Regions from separate parts of the Homo sapiens genome. Here all the other regions are linked to region 5. A link is an interaction called in ENCODE POLR2A ChIA-PET data of the cell type or tissue named here. Cell type or tissue: CD4-positive, alpha-beta T cell. All regions are shown on one strand.

The links. Peaks named below come from ENCODE experiments on the same cell type or tissue, not always from the same donor. Only the 100,000 strongest peaks of a DNase experiment are listed, where the experiment ranks them.
Region 1: POLR2A ChIA-PET joins it to region 5 with 11 read pairs; 8 of 35 experiments call an interaction of 5 or more read pairs at or near these places.
Region 2: POLR2A ChIA-PET joins it to region 5 with 22 read pairs; 6 of 35 experiments call an interaction of 5 or more read pairs at or near these places.
Region 3: POLR2A ChIA-PET joins it to region 5 with 11 read pairs; 7 of 35 experiments call an interaction of 5 or more read pairs at or near these places.
Region 4: POLR2A ChIA-PET joins it to region 5 with 31 read pairs; 7 of 35 experiments call an interaction of 5 or more read pairs at or near these places.

The regions. Positions count from the first base shown.
Region 1 is chr7:150,675,096-150,679,095 of GRCh38, forward strand. All of the region lies in intron 2 of LOC124901774 (a long non-coding RNA gene), which reads right to left. It also overlaps the pseudogene EIF2AP3. Among named protein-coding and RNA genes, the nearest start is that of GIMAP2, 8.6 kb to the right of the region's middle. In CD4-positive, alpha-beta T cell, no CTCF peak of the experiment used is centred here; a DNase peak (open chromatin) is centred at 1,966; H3K4me3 peaks cover 1,048 bases; H3K27ac peaks cover 3,085 bases.
Region 2 is chr7:150,683,428-150,687,427 of GRCh38, forward strand. It overlaps GIMAP2 (GTPase, IMAP family member 2), which reads left to right and starts at 2,279. Exons shown (of 3, transcript NM_015660.3): 1 at 2,279-2,358; 2 at 3,625-3,660. The coding sequence starts at 3,633. It overlaps LOC124901774 (a long non-coding RNA gene), which reads right to left. Exons shown (of 4, transcript XR_007060589.1): 2 at 2,695-2,749. RefSeq lists an enhancer at 2,154-2,353. In CD4-positive, alpha-beta T cell, no CTCF peak of the experiment used is centred here; DNase peaks (open chromatin) are centred at 1,884, 2,244, 3,074 and 3,704; H3K4me3 peaks cover 2,529 bases; H3K27ac peaks cover 3,931 bases.
Region 3 is chr7:150,729,730-150,733,729 of GRCh38, forward strand. All of the region lies in intron 2 of GIMAP1-GIMAP5 (GIMAP1-GIMAP5 readthrough), which reads left to right. Among named protein-coding and RNA genes, the nearest start is that of GIMAP5, 5.7 kb to the right of the region's middle. RefSeq lists an enhancer at 3,651-3,790. In CD4-positive, alpha-beta T cell, no CTCF peak of the experiment used is centred here; DNase peaks (open chromatin) are centred at 2,362 and 3,592; H3K27ac peaks cover 2,798 bases.
Region 4 is chr7:150,714,596-150,718,595 of GRCh38, forward strand. GIMAP1-GIMAP5 (GIMAP1-GIMAP5 readthrough) reads left to right here and starts at 2,018. Exons shown (of 5, transcript NM_001303630.2): 1 at 2,018-2,095. GIMAP1 (GTPase, IMAP family member 1) reads left to right here and starts at 2,018. Exons shown (of 3, transcript NM_130759.4): 1 at 2,018-2,095. In CD4-positive, alpha-beta T cell, no CTCF peak of the experiment used is centred here; DNase peaks (open chromatin) are centred at 1,006, 1,420 and 1,956; H3K4me3 peaks cover 3,691 bases; H3K27ac peaks cover 3,849 bases.
Region 5 is chr7:150,518,351-150,522,350 of GRCh38, forward strand. GIMAP7 (GTPase, IMAP family member 7) reads left to right here. Exons shown (of 2, transcript NM_153236.4): 2 at 1,584-2,723. The coding sequence starts at 1,625. The coding sequence ends at 2,527. Among named protein-coding and RNA genes, the nearest start is that of GIMAP7, 5.5 kb to the left of the region's middle. In CD4-positive, alpha-beta T cell, no CTCF peak of the experiment used is centred here; a DNase peak (open chromatin) is centred at 2,041; H3K4me3 peaks cover 3,904 bases; H3K27ac peaks cover 3,201 bases.

The DNA of each region.
Region 1 (4,000 bases), 160 kb after region 5:
TGTTTTCACTGGGTAATGAGGTTCTCACGGGCACCACCTTTGGCTCCACTGGATGTTCATCCCTTCCTTCCTGGGTTTCCTATTTTGCAAATGGTGCCATAATCTGTCCAGTTGTCCATGCCAGAAGCCTTGACTCTTTCTTCCAATAAATAATAAAAGAGTTGTGTATTATAAAGGCTTCATATCTCTCTGGAGCATCCACTTTTTTTTTTCCTTATCTCTACTTGAGTTATGGTCACCATCATTTCTGGACTGGATTGTTGCAACTTCTTCTTTGGATTGAACCTGTTTCAAGGCTTGCTTCTCTCAAATTACCTTTCACACTGCAACCATAATGCTATATATTTATAAGACAAATATAATTGTGAGATGATGTCAGTGGGAATAGCAGAATAATGCCCTCCAAAAATCTCCACAAAAATAGAGAACACTGTCAAAAAATAGTCAGAATCAACTCTTTGTTTTTTGTTTTTGTTTTTATTTTTGTTTTTCAGAACTCTGTGTATCAACCCAACGCTTGAAGTAATATAGAGAGTGTTCATTCAAGAAAAATAGTAAGAATAGTGAGTTCTGTCATGTTTCAACCTGCCCCTTTCTCATTACCCCCACTCTGCAGTAACCTTGAAAACCAAAAAACTAAAATCACTATGAAAACTAGCAGCCTGGAAGCCACTGAAGGCAGCTGAATGGAGTTAGAGCCCCTTAAAAGTCCCATTTCTAAAACAATGTCATTATTTGACCTGTCTAGTGGTGCCCTGGGAGATCCCACTTACAACTCAGGAATGGAAAACCAAATAGTGTATTTTCTCATTTCTTAGTGGGAGCTAAGCTATGCGGATGCAAAGGCATGAGACCGATATAATGGACAGAGGAACTGGGAGGGGGGAAGATTGGGAGGGGGATGAAGGATAAAAGATGATACATTGGGTCCTGTGTACTCTGCTTGGGTGATGGGTGCACTAAAATCTCAGAGAACACCACTACATAACTAATCCATGTAACCAAAAACCACCTGTACCCCAAAAACTATTGAAATAAAAATAAAAATTTAAAAAGGAACAAGGTAATGAAAAAGAATAAATATAGTACTAGTTTAAAAGAAAGAAAAATCCTGAAATCTTCCCCACTGTTTCTAAGAGTCCTCTTTTTCCTCAGCCTTTTCTTTACCTCCTCAGTCCTACAGAATTATGCACTGTTTCTTTGTTGGTGCAAGACTCCAAAAGCCTAAAATGTGGTGTTTTTACTGTTACTTAAAAAAAAAAAAAAACACCCTGGTATTCACACACACAATTATTCCTATTTGACTTTTCCTTTACTGTTGTTTCAGTTTCAGGAACTTTTACTGAAGATTCTGCAGAGAACATGCAGAGTCAGCATGCAGCCTTCCTTCCTGATTTTGATCACTCTTCCTTTTGCTCCTTCCTCTTTTAAAAAAATGTAAGATGCTTTTATTGGTGTCTTTGAGAGTCTGTTCTTTAGTGGATAATAATATCTCTGTTTTAGTCTGTCAAGCTTTGGTTAAAAAAACTCATTCCTACCCCCTTCCACATTATATTGAAAGGTGGAAAAAGTCCATTTAATAAACATTTAAAAACCCCATATATTCAGAACATTGGATGCATTATAAATGATCATCAAGTGTGGGCGTAAGAATGTTTAGAGTACCCCATCAGGTTTAAAGAGAAGATATATTTACACTGATTTCTGGCATGCAATTTATGTTCTTTAAATATCTAAAAGACTCATTTCTAAATCTTCTAGCTCCTGGAGAAGGGCTGTCTCTTTTTGAATTTTCTACAGCTGCTTTTTTTCCCAGCTGTTTGCCAGTTGCTGCTTGTTATTTCAGTTGTTTGATTGTTTTCAGTTTCTTAGGTTCTCATGTTTTCCCCGCTATCTTAAAATCTCTTCATGTTGGCTGAGAGAACAAATTTTGGGGTGTGTTTCCTGTTTTGCAGTGACTGGCTTCATGCTTCCTTTGTTCTTAGGGGATGTTTTGGGAAATGGCTTGTTATTTGCCCTTGTAGTTTCATATTCTCTGCGGCCCCTCCTCATGCAGCTTAAGATCAACGACTTGTTCATTTCTTCTAACTGGAGTTCTAAAAGTCATTGCAATATTGGCTCCTCACAGGGTACTTAGAACTGCTTGATAAGTTATTGATCTTATTGGAAATACTATGTCCAGAATTTTTCACTAAGGATTTCTGCATTTGATGGCGTGATATTCTTGTGCAAGATAGAGCTAGTATAATGGAAAATCTCGCACCCATTATTAACACATAACCTGGGGGCACATGTAGTAGTTGTTGCAAGACAGGTTCAGTATGCAAGTATCAGTCATGTATTACACCATATTAATAGAATGAAGGACAAAAATTGCATGATCATCTCACTGGATGCAGAAAAAACATTGTACAGCTCTTTATCTGGGCACCAAGCAAAGTATGTAAAATTTGAAGCCATAGGTTTGGAAATAAGTTTGTGGTTTTTAACACCCCACAATTTGTCCCCTTGATTTCCAAACCCCTGCAGTAGTAATATGTATGAATACAGTGGTAATATGTATGAAGGCTATAGTAGACTGTATTACAAGAGCCAGTTCCAAAGTCAAGTTTACAATCACACAGCAAGTAGAGAATTGCTGCTTTGACAAGAGTTTTCCTAGAGGGCCCAACTCATTATAAATGGGATCACTCTTCAGTATTTACATTATAGCATTTTATTTGTTGCAATATAGAAACATGTTTGTTATTGACAGTAGAAAACTATGGTTTTGTCAACATCTGCACTACCTATTACCAACTCACCAGTAGCTTTTAGATTGTATTTTAGTTCTCACTACTAATGTTACTTTGCCTCAAACCAGGAAACAGGCACCATCTTGGAAGCAAGGAGTAAGCCTTTACCAGGCACAGAATCTATTGTAAGATACTATTTGTAGAATAATATATTCAGTGAAAATATATTTCAAAATGAGACATTAAGGTTGAAACAGACATTAAGGTTGAAAAAGAAGGAGTTGCTGTGAATACAATCACACTTCAAGATAAGAAAATTTTCCTTCCTTCCTTCCTTCTTTCTTTCTTTCTCTTCTTTTTCTTCTTTCTTTTTTTCACATTTATTCCCCTTTTATTAACTGATTTGAAAGGCAACTTTAAAAAACAATGTGTATATTATTGTATTGTAGAATCTATAACATAGAAAAATATAATGTTTACTAGTAAAAGCACAGAGAAGGTGATGGGAATAAAGCTATATTGGAGTAAGAAAATGACAAGATGGGGGAGGAGCCAGTGGCCGAATAGGAACAGCTCCAGTCTACAGCTCCTAGCATGAGCGACGCAGAAGACGGGTGATTTCTGCATTTCTAACTGAGGTACTGGGTTCATCTCACTGGGGAGTGCAGGACAGTGGGTGCAGCACACTGTGCGTGAGCCAAAGCAGGGCAAGGCATTGCCTCACCTGGGAAGTGCAAGGGGTCAGGGAATTCCCTTTCCTAGTCAAAGAAAGGGGTGACAGACAGCACCTGGAAAATCGGGTCACTCCCACCCTAATACTGAGCTTTTCCAATGGGCTTAACAAACAGCACACGAGGAGATTATATCCCACGCCTGGCTCGGAGGGTCCCACGCCCACGGAGTCTCGCTCATTTCTAGCACAGCAGTCTGAGATCAAACTGCAAGGCAGCAGCGAGGCTGGGGGAGGGGCGCCCGCCATTGCTGAGGCTTGAGAAGGTAAACAAAGCAGCCAGAAAGCTCAAACTCGGTGGAGCCCACCACAGCTCTAGGAGGCCTGCCTGCCTCTGTAGGCTCCACCTCTGGGAGCAGGGCACAGACAAACAAAAGGCAGCAGTAACCTCTGCAGACTTAAATGTCCCTGTCTGACAGCTTTGAAGAGAGTAGTAGTTCTCCCAGCACGCAGCTTGAGATCTGAGAATGGGCAGACTGCCTCCTCAAGTGGGTCCCTGACCCCCGAGTAGCCTAACTGGGAGGCATACCCCAGG
Region 2 (4,000 bases), 170 kb after region 5:
TACACAATGTTTTGTATCATCTTATTGAGAATGATATACTCTATAATTGCACTGTTCAAAACGGTAACCACTAGCCACATGTGGCCGTTTAATTATATGATTTAAAATTAAAATGTAAAATTCAGTTTCTCCATCACATTGGCCACCTTGCTAGTGCTCAACAGCCACATGTGCTAGTGGCTGCCATATTGGACAGGGCAGACAGTAAACATGTCCATCACAGAATTCTCTATTGAACAGTACTGCTTTATAAATAAACACTTTACAAGAAACCACAGAACAATTGTCAAATACATCTCAATATGACTGCAGGAAATCTGTGGTCTATTCTTTCGGCTTGACCCATTTTCCAAAATTGCCTTGAACCATGGGAATAAAATGAATTTTAAAATGTCATAGTACTCTAAAACATGCACCTCTACTCAGCCCCTGCCCTCTCCTTCCTCACCTCCTCCCAACATCTATCTTACTCCTCCTTTAAGGCTGTAGTCACATCACTTACTAGAACCATGGGACATAGGGGAAATGTTCCATGTATGCTCATGTTCAGAAGGGACAGGAGTGAGAAGGCTTGAACAAGAAATTTCATGAGGGAGATATTTAAAACTGTGCTTGGAAGTCTCTACAGATGATCTAAAAGATGAAGCAGGAGAAGCAATATTTGCATCTCCAAACCTAGAGGAACAGTGCAAAAACAGAAGGACCTATCTCCAGTTGCTGGGAGTGAGACCAGTTGTTAGCTCTCAGCTGTTGAGCCGTCAGACCTGTCCAGAAATTAGCTTATGCTGAAGAGAGATGCCCTATGTAAGTCAAGTGTCTTTTCCAGAGGAAGTTTGCATCCGATGGGGATTATAAAGTTCTGCTCACTCTCCTTCATTCTGAAAGTCCAACCAAACTTTAGAACTCCCTGTAGAGTCTATATTTGTTGTGACTACATCTCAGTCTCACTTCTCCCTGCCTAATCCTGGGTTCTTCCCTTCTCCCTCTAGCACATTTCCTGAGAAGATTCCCTAATAAACTTCCTTCATCCATTTTATCTTCATCTCAACAGTCTGTATTCCTAGGAACCCAAACCTTTGCACATGTACATGTACATATCACTTATGTTAGGAAACGCAGTGATGTAATTTGCAATATTAGTAGGTCAAAAGGAAAAAGACATGGAATTATATCAGTCAACGTCAAAATAAAATTTTCTAAATTTATACCACAGATAAAAGACTTTAATGAAATAGGACTAAGCAAAGTATAGCCACACTGATTTTAAAATAAACTAATTAATTTCCAATAACCAACATCAATATTAATGATAAGATATTAGGTGCCCTACAGGTAAATAAATAATAAAAGCACATTAACTCACTTTTGAAAAGGTAGCAAGCAATTGTAATTATACAAGAGAAAGCAACATAAGATATTTTTGGAAACAAGGAGGGAAAATTATCACTATTTGCAACTGAGTCTATGATAAACCTGGAAACTCCAAGACAATCAAAAGGAAATGTTTTAAATGCTAGGATGTGGAGAAATAAGAACACTTTTACACTGTTGGTGGGACCGTAAACTAGTTCAACCATTGTGGAAGTCAGTGTGGCGATTCCTCAGGCATCTTGAACTAGAAATACCATTTGACCCAGCCAACACTCCAGAGTATTACTATAGACATTTCCTAGACAATTTCTCCCCACAGGGAGGTTCTCTGAAATTACAGAGCTGGACAGGGAAGAAAGGCCCAGAATCCTAGAAGCCATGAATGAGTTATGTAAAAATGTTTTGATGGTTAATGATCCTTACAATCAGACTCAGACAAAAATGTCCCCTCTCAGGTTCCCCTTTCTGTGCCCTTCTTCCCCTGGGCAGTGCCTATCAGAGGCTCCTCTTCTCTCCCAGTGGCATCTGCTTTAGAACAATCCCTGCTGCTGGTGTCAATGAGGTTTAAGCCCTTCTCAGGGGGCCATTTGCATCTAGACAAACTTCTAACTGTTGGGACATATCCCAGCTGGGAAGGACTGAAATCCACCAACTTCCTTGGCATTCATGCCTTTCTTTCCAGTCCAGATGAAATCATTAAAACACTCTTTTTTCACTTTTGAGAAGAAGAGACAGTTGGCCCACATGACAGCAAATAACTACTGATTAACTTTCCATTTAAACTGTTTATTTTGCATAATGGCATGAAAGAGAATTTCAAACACAGGCACGTGGTGGCGTTCATTAGCAGTCAGGAAGCTCAGGAAGATTCAAGAGAGGAAGAAGACCGACTGGAGTCTCGGTTTTACTTTCTTTTTCTCTTGGAGCTGAGCTATAAGACAACAGGACTGAACAGGGAGCCAACTGTTTCTTTGAACAGTAAATCAGGTAAGCCCAGATTTACGAAAAGTTCTGCAGTGTTGATTTCTAGGTCCCAAGCCATGCACAAACATTTTCATTTTTCTTAGAACAAATTTGTCCTATTTTAAGAGAAGCAATTTAGAGTGACTGCCTTTTCCTTAAGTGGAGCCAGTTTACAGGAAACCGATGTAATTTACTTTACACATTACTGGCAAAGAAAGAATTTCCATAGTATAAAGTCAATAAAAAGTGCTAACTGGGAAGAATTTGGGCATTAATCGGTGGCTTTCAGTTTTCTGTGCTTGTACGCTTGGTCTATGCCTGCCAGATTTAAGCAAGAGAAACTAGCTGATGAAAACGTACCGATATTTCTCACTCCATAGTAGTTCCTACATTGCAAGGGCTTCATAACCAGGGGCTGTTGGGGAATGAGAAAAATTCAAGCCATTAATGGATCAAGTGAAGTGTATTTCCAGCTTAAAGGACTGCACGGTTTCCCAGAGTCATAATCTTCATTCACTGAGTCTCTCAGCAAAGACTCAACATGAGGGAGGAGGTTTGGAGAGAGTAGAGGAGGGAAGGAGGCAAGGTGGGAAAAGAAAGAGAGGGAAAGGGAGGACTGAGCCTAAGGTGTAAGGGAAGGCACACCTACAGAGAAAGCTGACAGAAGCGAAGAGTGTGCAGGCAAAACAAAAACAGAAGGGAGCCGGGCTGATCTGTGAGAGGACGGGAGGAAGAAAGCGAGAGAGAGCTGGGCATGAGGCTTACAAATGAAACCCACTTCTCAGCCCCTCAGCAAGTGATTCCAGTTCTCTGTAAAGTAGGAAGTCATTCCTTTCCCACCCACCTTGTCCCTTATGAGTAGACAAATGAAACATGGTTGTTTAGAAATATAAGGATCTTGGCCTAGTGTGATGGCTCACGCTTTTAATTCCAGAACTTTGGGAGGCCGAGGCTGGTGGATCATTTGAGGTCAGGAGTTTGAGACCAGCCTGGCCAACATGGTGAAACCCTGTCTCTACTAAAACTACAAAAATTAGATGGGCATGGTGGTGCACACCCATAATCCCAGCTACTCGGGAGGCTGAGGCAGGAGAATCACTTGAACCCAGGATGTGGAGGTTGCAGTGAGCCGAGATCGCACCACTGCACTCCAGCCTGGGTGACAGAGTGAAACTGTGTCTCAAAAAAAAAAAAAAAAAAAAGAAAGAAAGAAAAAGAAAAGAAAAGAAATATAAGAATTTTTCATGATTTAGAACTGAAAAATAAGTTTCTTGTCTCTCTGTTTCTCAGGAACACCAATGGACCAAAATGAACACAGTCACTGGGGTAAGAAGGTGACTTCACGTGTGTGTGTGTGTGTGTGTGTGTGTGTGTGTGTGTGTGTGTGTGTGTGTTTGGCTCTTCTGATGATGTTGGGGCAAAATAAACAAGGGTGAAGGATCTTATTCTAACTCCCACAGCTACCACCACCAGCAGCTGAAAATTGTGGGGTTTTGTTTTCTTTGTTTGTTTGTTTGTTTGTTTGTTTTGAGACAGTGTCTCTCTCTGTCACCCAGGCCGGAGTGCAGTGGCGCAATCTCGGCTCACTGCAACCTCCACCTCCCAGGTTCAAGTGATTCTCCTGCCTCAGCCTCCCAAGTAGCTGGGACTAAAGGCACACACCACC
Region 3 (4,000 bases), 210 kb after region 5:
GAAATGTAATCTCTAATGTTAGAGGCAGGACCTGGTGGGAAGTGTTTGGGTCATGGGAGTGGATCCTTCATAGAAGGATTGGTGCTGTCCTCACTGCAGTGAGTGAGACCTGGTTATTTGGAAGTGTGTAGCACCTCCCCCACACTTTGCTGTTACTCTCATCGTGTGACATGCAGGCTCCCCTTTGTCTTCCACAATGATTGGAAGCCTCCTGAGGCCCTCACCAGAAGAAGATGCCAGCACTGTGAGGCCCTCACCAGAAGAAGATGCCAGCACTGTGCTTCCTGCACAGCCTGCAAACTGTGAGCCAAAATAAATGTATTTTCTTTATAAATTACTCAGTCTCAGTATTTCTCTATAGCAATGCAAAAACAGCCTAGCACAGGAATCCAGACATGGCTTAGATGGATCCTCGACTCAGGGTTTTGTGAAGCTGAAATCGAAGTCTTACCCATGCTGCCATTTGGAGCTCAGGGTCCTTTTCCAACTTCATTCGGGTTGTTGGCAGAATTCAGTTGTTTGTGGTTGAAAGACTGTTGTTGTGGGTAGATCCTAGAGGCTGCCCCTCTCCATATATTCACAGGCAGTTTAAAGCATGAATGTTTTCTTTCTTAAAAGCTGGAAGTATCTCTTGCTCTTAAGGCTTCTTTTAATTAGGTGAGACCTACCCAGAATAATCTCCCCTTTAACTAATGCAAAACTAGCTGATTAGAGACTTTAATTAAATTTGCAAAATCCCTTCACTTCTACCATGTAAACCAATCATAGGAATGTCATTCATTCTATTCACAGGTCTTCCCACACTAAAGAAGAAGAGATTATCCAGGGCATGTATACTAGTTTATGGGAATCTTGGAGCCCACCTTAGAATTCTGCCTATCACAGTCATAGAGATGGCTTAAAAGAATGAGGAAATAAACATCATGAAAACACTCATCAAAAAAAAGCTGGAGAACCTACATTAATATAACATAGATCCGTAGTCCACAGAGCAAGGAATATTGTCAAGGATAAAGATGGACATTATATGATGATAAATGTGTTAATGTATCAGAAAAATATAAGAATCCTTAGAATATTTGCACCTAAAAACAGAGCTTCAAAATACATGAAGCAAAACTAAAGAAACCAAAAAGATACATAGACAAATCCAAAATTATACTTGGATACTTTAAACCTTCTTTCTCAGTAATCAATAAAACATGTAGACAGAAAACCGTAAGAATACGGAAGGTACAAGACTGGATACATTCCCTTAAGTTCAGGAAAAGGCCAGAATGTCCCTCATTGCCACTCCAATTTAATGTTTTGATAGAGATCCTGCCAGTGAAAGGAGGCAAAGAAAAGAAATTAAAAGCACACAGATTGGAAAGAACAGAATAAAAACTGTTTTTATTTGCAGATGACATAATTTTCTATGAAGAAAATCTCAATCAAGAAAAAATTCTAGAACTAATAAATTAACAAGGTCAGAAAATACAAGGTCAACAAACAAAAATCAATTATGTTCTTGCATACTTGTAATGAATGACTGGAAACTGAAATTAAATCATCAATACCTTTTATAGTACCATTAAAATTATAAAATATTGGGATTAATCTAAGGTTTTTACACTGAAAACTACAAAACATTGATGAGGAAAATCAAACAAGACCTAAATAACTGGAACAATATTATGCCATGTCCATGAATCAGAAGATTCAATATTATTCAGATATCAGTTATTTCCAAATGAATCTGTAGAGTCATGCAATCACAATCAAAATCTGGAAGGATTTTCTTATATATTTTTCAAGCTGATTCTAAAATTTATATTTAAAAACCAAAACCATTTTGAAAAAGAAAAAGAGAATTTCCACTTCCTGATCACAAGATTTATATATAGCTGCCATCATCATAACGGTGAGGTACTGGTGAAAATCAGACATAAAGATCAATGGAACAGAATACAGTTCAGAAATAGACATATATATATGATCAATTAATTTTTGAAAGGGTACCAAAGTAATTTAATAAAAAAGGATACTCCCTGCAAGATAAGTTGATGGAATGAAAAACTGGACATATATTTGCAAAAAAAATCTTGATTTATATCTCACGCCATATACTAAAATTAACTAATGTGGTCTTCTGAAAACGGTTTCTCTAGACTGCAGTCTCCTTATCTGTAATATGGGGGAGGAAAGGACTAGTTTACATGATCCCCAAGATTCTTCTAGCTCTCACCTTCTGTGCCTGTGCCTTTTTCCTTTCCCTTCCACACAACTCAGTTATTCACTGGGTTAAACTCAAATGGCAGACGTGTACATGCAAGTCTCCATGAGGCTTATGGCAGCACAGGCTGTAGTTTTCATAGAAAAGCCACAGGAGGTATGACTTCTAATGTTGTCACTGAACTGTTTCTAACACTTCTTGTGCAAATCAACTGCCTTCACACATTCAGCTTTGCCTCCACTTTTTATCATTGCTCTTGCTGTGTTTTCCCTTCTCTGAAAAAGCAAATAGGCAGCCACTGTGGTCCTTGCTTAGGCTCCCAGGATACAGAAGCATCCCCAGGCCAGGAACCCCATGTCCTGGATCTGGGAAAACCTGGCCTTGACAGAGACGGTGGGGCAGCTTGGGAGCACTGCTTGGGGCAGAATCTGACAGAATCTCCTGATAGCTTCAGGAGAGGAGGTCTGATAGCTTCAGGAGAGGAGGAACCAGAGATCTTGGGGTGGGATATGTTAAAAGACAATGTGCACCCCAAGAAGCCTGGGCCAGTCCTACAGATGTGCCTGTTGGTAACTCTGATACCCCATGATGTCAAATGTCAATAGTAATTTCAGACAGAAGGAAAGCAAGACCCAGACAGCAGGACTTTGTATATTATATTTTTTTCATCAAAAGTAGAGCTTCCCAACTTTTTCATGTCGATGTCCACATGGTAACATTTGTCACAACATAGTGTGTAAACAGAAGAGGCTGCTCTCAACCTCAGATGCAACTGATCTCAGGCCTCGAGCCACCTTGGGGTTTTGGGGGGCTCTTTGTCTCCCCTCTGAAGGGTGAGGGGGAAAATATCTCAACAAACCTATAATTGATAGACAGCTCAAGGGCCGAGAATTTCCAATGTAATGACTCAAAAGGAAATCAGCCTGGTGAGGGTACACCTCAGCAAGCTCAGAAACATTATTCGTGACAGGAAGATATCAGCTTGTGGATCCCAAGATGCTCACCAGGAGACATTCAGTTGCAGGTGATAATGTCAGGGTAGAGGAGGGTCTCATTAGGCTTTCAGGAGGGTCCACCCCACTCCAGATGCAACAGGAGCTGTCCTCCATGGTGCCAGCCAGGAAATCTTCAGGGACCTTATCATCCCATCTGGACCTCATCTAACTCATCTAATAAACAACTAGAGGAGAGCGTCAAGGCATGCATTCAGTCCTGCTGCTCCCTCTTGGCCTTTTGAGCTAACTAAATGGGTGAAGGTTCTACTCTAAATGCAATGCTATGGAATTAGACAACTAGACATCAGCTACCCAGACAACTCCAGAGGTCATGACAACAAGCTCTTAAACCTGCTCTAGGCACTGTCCTGCCCTGACACCTACATACTCTCTGCTTCCTTTAAAATAACCGCTTCAAAGGGCCCCTTCTCCACCTCCAGTCAACCTTGATCACATGTCCAAGTTCTACTCCACACCTCAGGGCTTTCTCCTTGGGGTTGGTCCGTTTTGACCTCTTTTCTTCCCAAAATCCTGCTTAATACATTGTCTAAAACTGTGCTATCATGTATTTTTTACCATGACCCTCAGTTTTATACTGCTTCCCAGAGCTTACATACACTCATATTTTGTGTGACTAATTTTGATAGTTTCTATTCTACTCTATTTCATGTTTTGATGCTCTACAATGGGGTGTATGAAATACACTTGTCCAAAACATTCATTTGGGACCCTTACTCATTGTCTTTCATTTGCATAAGTCTTGTCTCTCTAATAAGATTTCAGATTCCTT
Region 4 (4,000 bases), 200 kb after region 5:
AACCGTGAGCCAATTAAATCTCTTTTCTTTATAAATTACCCAATCTCGGGTATTTCTTTAAAGCAGCGTGAGGACGGACTAATACATTTTCTTCACTGCATTTATAAGGATACGGAAGAAAACAATGAACATGCAAAGACTGGAAAGAGAGGAAGGAAGCATTAATACAGGGTACAAAAGGAAGCCGGAGTTCTAGATATAATTCTGAGACTCAAGTGTAGTCAGGGTCTGAGCTTCACCTGGGTTTCCACAACTGATAGTAAGTATCAATGAATAATAATAGGCAACAAAGCCCAGAGACAGTGAGACATAATCAAGAGCTAATAGAAATGTAGAGGAAAATAAAGACAGAAACGGTTACTTTTCAATAGGAAGAAGATCCCAGAAAGCACCAGTAGGAAAGTGGAAATGTGGGACGGGAAGGGATAGTAGCCAATGCAAGTTGCATTAATGAGCACATTACCACTGTATACGGTGATGAGGATGTTCCCACTGCAGACAACTGGGTCTCAGTCCTGCTGGGGACTCAGCAATTTGTATGCAGTACATCACAGAGTTGTCTCACGTGGTGGACAACTTGATAAGTTGTGGTGTTTATCCATAAGTCCTAACTGACATTGATTGAAATCTGCTCCTAGGATATCAGCTCTGACAACTTCAGGCTGCTGCATGCATTACCTACATATACTTTTGTAGTCAGATAAACCCTCTGACAGAGAGTTATGAGTGGCTGAAGTAAGACATCATACACATGCATGGAAACAATAAATGGCCCGGAGCTGTTGAAGAGGCTCTGAAAGCGTCTTTATGAAAGGTACACGTCAAGTATCAAAGACTTATTCAAAGCTGATCTATGTGGCTTGGGCTAGGATGAGGCTAGTGAGAAGCCCTAGGCACCTCACTCTTAAGAAAACACTCACTCCCAGGGTCACCCACCTACAAGATCTGCACTTGGGTGACCTGAGAGTGAGTGCCTCCTTAAGCTGTGTGCTCTAGATGCCCCACCTGCCTCACAATAGCCCCAGCCCTGCCGGTCTACTGGGAGAATGACAGGCTCCCTGTTTCAGCAATGATGAATGGAAACAGTGGACATGTCAGATATCCAGGAGACTCTGTGCCCCCAAAAAGATGGGAAACAGTAAAAGCTGGGTCTCTTCCCTACCAGAAAAAAAGTGGTCTGGCATGAAAGAGGTTAAAAAGCAGATCCTATCCAGTAGGGTAAGACTCGGGTTATTGTCTTCCCCATATACTCCAGAAAGCCAACTCCAGAAAGTTTAAATGAGTTAGGTGAGGTCCTATAGCTGGTTAATGACCTAACCAGATATGCAGCCTGCTCCTCTGTAGCCTTCTTACCACCCAGTGATTCGCTTTTTTGCTGACCTCATGATGCTCTTGAGAGAAGATAGAATAACTAGAACTGGTGATACCAACATAGACGACTAGACTAAAGCCTCCTAATAAGGCTAAATTGAAGATAGTGCGAAGGTGTTCATCCTCAACATACCAGTTCACCCTCAAGTCCTTCAATAGCTGGGAAAGCCCTCCTCTCTCAGAGAATGATAAGACTTTGCCTTCAGGTTTTTCTGGCAGACTGGATCTGGGGCTGGCACTGGCCACATGAATGTCTAATTAATGGACAGATGATGAGAACAGCTATTACGTTATTTGTTCCGGGGCAGGAGACTCTCTGGGCCTATTTTATATGGGGAAATGTCCCTATAGGGCAAAGGCAACTGAAGATTAGCTCAGTAATCAATTTTAGAAGTACAGTCAGGCCTCAGAGACTACAACATCCCTCCCTTCTTAGAGCATGGCAAGATATTTGACATCATGAGGCCCTGCTGGAGACACATAACCTCAGTCACAGCAGAAAGTAGAGTCGGTAGGAGAAGTATTGCCAACCCACAGCTCAATGGGAAATGTTTCTGTCTCTTTAAACCATAACCATGGGGCCCACCCTGAGCTTCCTGATTTCTGAAGTCTGAGTGATTTCCTCCGTGTGCCGAGAGGAAACAGCCTTCTGCACTCACAGCCGAAGGGAAAGCAGCAGGTTGGGGCTTCTTGTGGCCAACTTCAGAGCCTGTCACCAGGAAAGGTGAGCCTGAGCCTGGGAGTGGCGGGGGCTGGGGGTGCTCTGAGAACCAGAAAGAACATGATTCCTAGAGTGTTTACTGCCTGAACACTTGCATTCTACAAGGCATCATGCAGGCGAGCAAGATCTGGAACAATCAAGGACATACTTCCAGGTTTTTAAGTAGGCAAAGTTCAGAGGAAATTTTAGGATCATCTTCTCCAGCTCTGGAGCACACACGTTCTTGGTGGGGAGTGAAATCTGTCTCCTCCCACATTCCCTTAACAAAGTAAGAAAAGAGTGTGCTGGAACCACCTCCAGGAATAAAATACAGTTTGAAAGGCATTAAACATTCCTCAAGCTCCCTATTGAGCAAAGGCAAAAGATATTTCTATGGCCCCATAAGCCATCTAACCTCGGAGTGAGTTACGACGTGACAAGACTGGGTACATTTGAACTCTCCTCCTCACTGTCCACAGAAGGGGCCCCTGAGGAGACATCTGAGATTAATATCTTGGTCTTCAACCCCTTTCCCTGCATGGCCCCTTAAACATCTGCTCCCTTAATTCAAGCTTCTCCTGCTCCAGCCACGGGGACACCTCAAATTCCCATCTGTACAATAAAGGGGGTTGCAAAAATGACTGATGTCCAAGTTCTGAGCTGTGGACATCAGAAACATTTAATTCATGAATCAGAATCTCAGGATGGATCCAAGAGATGTACATTTTTAAAGAACATTCAAGTAATTCTGAGAAGCAGCACATTTGAGCGGTGAAGAACTCAATAAACTTTGCGGTCTCTTAAAGTGTTAGGAATACAGGATTCTATAAGTGTACATTCCTCAATGATTAAGGGCCATTTGTCACCTCAGAGTTCAGCTGGGTCTTACTTTCCTTTAAAAAAAAAAACTATTTAAAATCATTTCAACCCCTCTTCTAAACTATGGAAAATTCCAAAGGCCTATCCAGAATTCTGCAGCACTGGAAAAAGAAATTCTCATTTTCTTGGTTGACAAGGACATTTTGCTTCATCTAAATTCTTTTCTCTGAATCTTGCAACTGTTTCTTCATTTCTGCTTTGATGTCATTTATGATCATCTGTTCATTCCTACATGCAAAATAATTAATCACATAAGGCCCATGGAGTGAATTTTATTGAAGGCTTTGGGGAGGGCCAGTAGAGTTCCTGCAGAAACAGAAACAGCTCTAGATTTAATATGAGGCAAATCTGTTCTCCAAGTCCTTCAATCAAAGACAAGTTACTCAGCCAGCCTCTCTCTCTGCCCCTCCTTCATGTGTGGTGCCAATGGGAGAGAACACAGGTATCCAAGTGACCAGGGTGCAAGACACAACAAGTTTGACATGGATGGTGAGGCACAGACAGATGGTCGGGGAGGATCAATAGTCCTAGGAGGGGAAGCCGAGTGGGTTGGAAAGGCCCTGAAATCTGCTGATTGTGAAGTAGCTGACCGAGTGGGGTATTGTCTGGGAATGAGGCTGGAGACATAGATGCAGGGAGAAGTGAATTTGTGTTCAGGAGCTTGTGTGATTAGGCAAACTGGATCACAGAGGGTTTAGCTGTATTACACAATGTTAGATTTCAGCATAATCACATTTGGAGGGGAAGCAACTTCAGGAGTTGAAGGGAAGTGTTCAAGTCTCTCCAGCACAGATATCGTATTTAGACATCTCTAAACAAACCAAATTATTTGATTTTAAGAAAACAGAGTTAGGGGCCCTCCAGATCTACTTGGGAGATCTGTTCAATTTCCAAAAGAAAAATCCCAATTTTCTTCTTTCTTCCCAGGTCAGCCACTTGAAGGTGGGTGCCTAAGTCACTGGGCACATTTTCTGGTTCTGAGGGTTTACCTAATCTTCCCCCAGCTGCTGAATCCCCTGATATCTCTAGCTTATGTCAGTGATATAGAAT
Region 5 (4,000 bases):
ATGCTGGGAAATGGATTTTTGCCATACCTATAGTAGAGAAATAGTGATCTCTGAGAATTTTTTATTTTTTCTATGTTTTTAATTATTTTTCTCTATTGTGAATGAACTTGGATATCTTTTTATGTATTCAAGGATAATTTATATATTTTTTTCTTTGGCCGTGGGTTCATATCTTGCCCGATTTTCTATCAAGTCATTGGTCTTTTGTTTCTTTACTTTTAGCTATTCTTCATACAGTAGGAAAAGTAGCCCTCTTTGAGATAAATCGGAAAAAATGTTTTCCTAGTTTGATATTTGTGTTTTAATTTGCCTATGGTGTTGTATGCCTTACATAATTTTTTGGATTTTTGTGTAATCAAACTTATCAGTCTTTTCCTTATACTATTTTAAATCTTAGTTATTAACATCCTCCCCACTCCCAGGTTACAAAAAATTTACCCGTGTTTCTCTTATTATTTATATGGGATAGTTTTTGCATTCAAATTTCTGATCTATTTGGAATTTGTATGATATGAGGAATTGGAGGCAATTTTATCTTTAAAATTGCATCCAATTATATGGTGGTATAGTTATTTCAGTGTTGCTAATAAAAGTGTCCATCATCTTTCCCATTGGTATGAGGTGTTGCTTCACAGAATGTAAGTTAATGTAATTGAATGGAATATAAATGAACATAAAATGAGCAATGGCCTATTTGTGAATTCTCTGTTTCTGTTTCATGGCCTGTCTCTATTCACTCACCAATATCACACTGCTTTAATTATAGAGATTATAATATTTAATTGTCTGGTAGAGCTAGTCTTCCCCTGTTCTTCTTTTCCTTGATTGTCTAGGCTAACTTGCATTTTCCTTCATCTGAATGAACTTTATAATCAACTATTTTAGTTCCAGAAAAAAAGATGACAAAATTGAAAAAATTATATTTGTATAAAATCATGTTAAAGAAATAGATATTTTTTCTGTTCTACAAACTACCGTAAACATGAATCAGTGTTAAATTTGGCCAAATATCTTTCCTGCATCTAGCTAATTTTCTTCTTAACCTATTAACGGGATGTGTTGTAACAATCAACATTCTCATATTGACCCACCATAGTATTTCTGAAATAAATCACACTTAATCACAGTCTATTATTTATTAGTGTCTAATAATTTATTTAGGATTTGTATATTAGTATTCACAAATGAGACACATCTTTAGTTTTCTTTATTGATGAAATATTTGTCAGCCTTTGGAATCAATATACTTGCTTCATAGAAAAAAAAAGTAACTTTTTCCTTCTTTTTATATGGCCAGGAGCAGTTTTAGGTAGCTTTGAGATCATCAGATCTTAAAAGGTTTAATAGAATTCACCTGTGAAACCATCTATACCTGGTACTACTTTGTGGGGAAACTCTTTAACTGCTTTCTCTATTATTTCTTCCATATTAATCGGACTATTTCATTTCTGTCTTTACTGTGATTAATATGGATAATAGGATATTACAAATTTTCAGGAAGAAAGAGAAAGCAGAAAAGAAGGTTGGGAATGGATCTCACTTACTAAAACTGGCTTTTTTTCCCCTATCTTCCCCTCCTTAAGGTCTTGTACGTGCCTAAGTTCTAGAGCCTCCTGACGTGAGCATGGCTGAGAGTGAGGACCGCTCCCTGAGGATCGTTCTGGTAGGGAAAACTGGAAGTGGGAAAAGTGCAACAGCGAACACCATCCTTGGAGAGGAAATCTTTGATTCTAGAATTGCTGCCCAAGCTGTTACCAAGAACTGTCAAAAAGCATCCCGGGAATGGCAGGGGAGAGACCTTCTTGTTGTAGACACTCCAGGGCTCTTTGACACCAAGGAGAGCCTGGACACCACCTGCAAGGAAATCAGCCGCTGCATCATCTCCTCCTGCCCAGGGCCCCATGCTATTGTCCTAGTTCTGCTGCTGGGCCGCTACACAGAGGAGGAGCAGAAAACCGTTGCATTGATCAAGGCTGTCTTTGGGAAGTCAGCCATGAAGCACATGGTCATCTTGTTCACTCGCAAAGAAGAGTTGGAGGGCCAGAGCTTCCATGACTTCATAGCAGATGCGGATGTGGGCCTAAAAAGCATCGTCAAGGAGTGCGGGAACCGCTGCTGTGCCTTTAGCAACAGCAAGAAAACCAGTAAGGCAGAGAAGGAAAGTCAAGTGCAGGAGTTGGTGGAGCTGATAGAGAAAATGGTGCAGTGCAACGAAGGGGCTTACTTTTCTGATGACATATACAAGGACACAGAGGAAAGGCTGAAACAACGGGAAGAGGTTTTGAGGAAAATCTACACTGACCAATTAAATGAAGAAATTAAACTAGTAGAAGAGGATAAGCATAAATCAGAGGAAGAAAAGGAGAAAGAAATTAAATTACTAAAATTAAAATATGATGAAAAAATAAAAAATATAAGGGAAGAAGCTGAGAGAAATATATTTAAAGATGTTTTTAATAGGATTTGGAAGATGCTTTCAGAAATATGGCATAGGTTTTTGTCGAAATGTAAGTTTTATTCTTCCTAATTTACTGTGATTTGTTAATGGATGAATTGTATTTTGCAAAGATAGTTAGAGAAATACCTCCTTCCCCTTAGCTTTATTAAGGTATCATTGATAAATAAAAATAAAATATGTTTAATGTATATAATGTGATTTTTAAATATATATATATATATACACACATTGTGAAATAATGAAATAAAGGTAATTAACACATCTAGCACCTCTCGGTTACTATTTTCTTTGGTGTGGTGAGAACATTTAAGGTCTACTCTCTTAGCAAATTGCAAAAATGCAATACAGTATTATTAAGTATAGTCATCATGCTGTATGTTAGATCTCCAGAGGAGGTTATTCATCCTGCATAACTAAAGTTTTGTACCCTTTGACCAACATTTCCCCATTTCCCCCAACACCCAGTCCCTGGCAATCAACATTCTATTCTTTGCTTCTGTGCATTCTACTTTATCAAATTCCACATGTAAGTGAGATCAAGCAGTGCCTGTCTTTCTGTGCTTAGCTTACTTTACTTAGCATACTGTCCTCTGGGTTCATCGATATTGTTGCAAACGACAAGATTTACTTCTTTTTCAAGGTTGAATAATGTTCCTTTATTAATGGAATGTTAATAATGCACTGCATTTTCTTTATTCATTCATCTGTCCATGGACGCACTTGGGTTATTTCCATATCTTGGCTATTGTGAATAATGTTGCAGTGAGCCTGGGAGTGCAGATATTTCTATAATAATGCTCATTGCAGCATTATTCACAATGGATAAAAATATATTTCAGTGGAATATATATGTAGTCGTTTATAAGCCACCTAGTTTATGGTATTTTTATAGCAGCCCAAATGGACTAATACCTAAAGGAAATGAAATATATCTTTATCCACTGGAATATATATATATATATATTCAGTGGAATGTGTATATTCAGGGGTCTCTCTTCAGCCTCTTTTATGAGGGCATTAATTTCATTTCTGGAGCTTCTGCCCCCATGACCTAATCACTTCCCTAGGGCCTACCTCCTTATACCATCACATTGGGGGTGAGGATTTCAACATATGAATTTTGGGGGGACATAATCATTTAGACCATAACATTCTGTTCCTGGCTCCCCAAAATGTATGCCCTTATCACATGCAAAATACATTACTTTCATCCCAGTAGCCTCAAAAATCTTGTTCCAACATCAATTTTAAAATGTAACTCCAAAGTCTCATCTAATTATCATCTAAATCAGATATGGGTGAGACTTAAGGTACAATTCATTCTGAGGCAAATTGCTTACCAGTTGTGAATCAGTGAAATCAAGTATATTATGAGCGTCAAACATACAATGGTGGGACAAGAATCAAATAGATGCAATAAAAAATGATAAAGGGGATATCACCACCGATCCCACAGAAATACAAACTACCATCAGAGAATACTATAAACACCTCTATGCAAATAAACTGGAAAATCTAGAAGAAATGGATAAATTCCTCGAC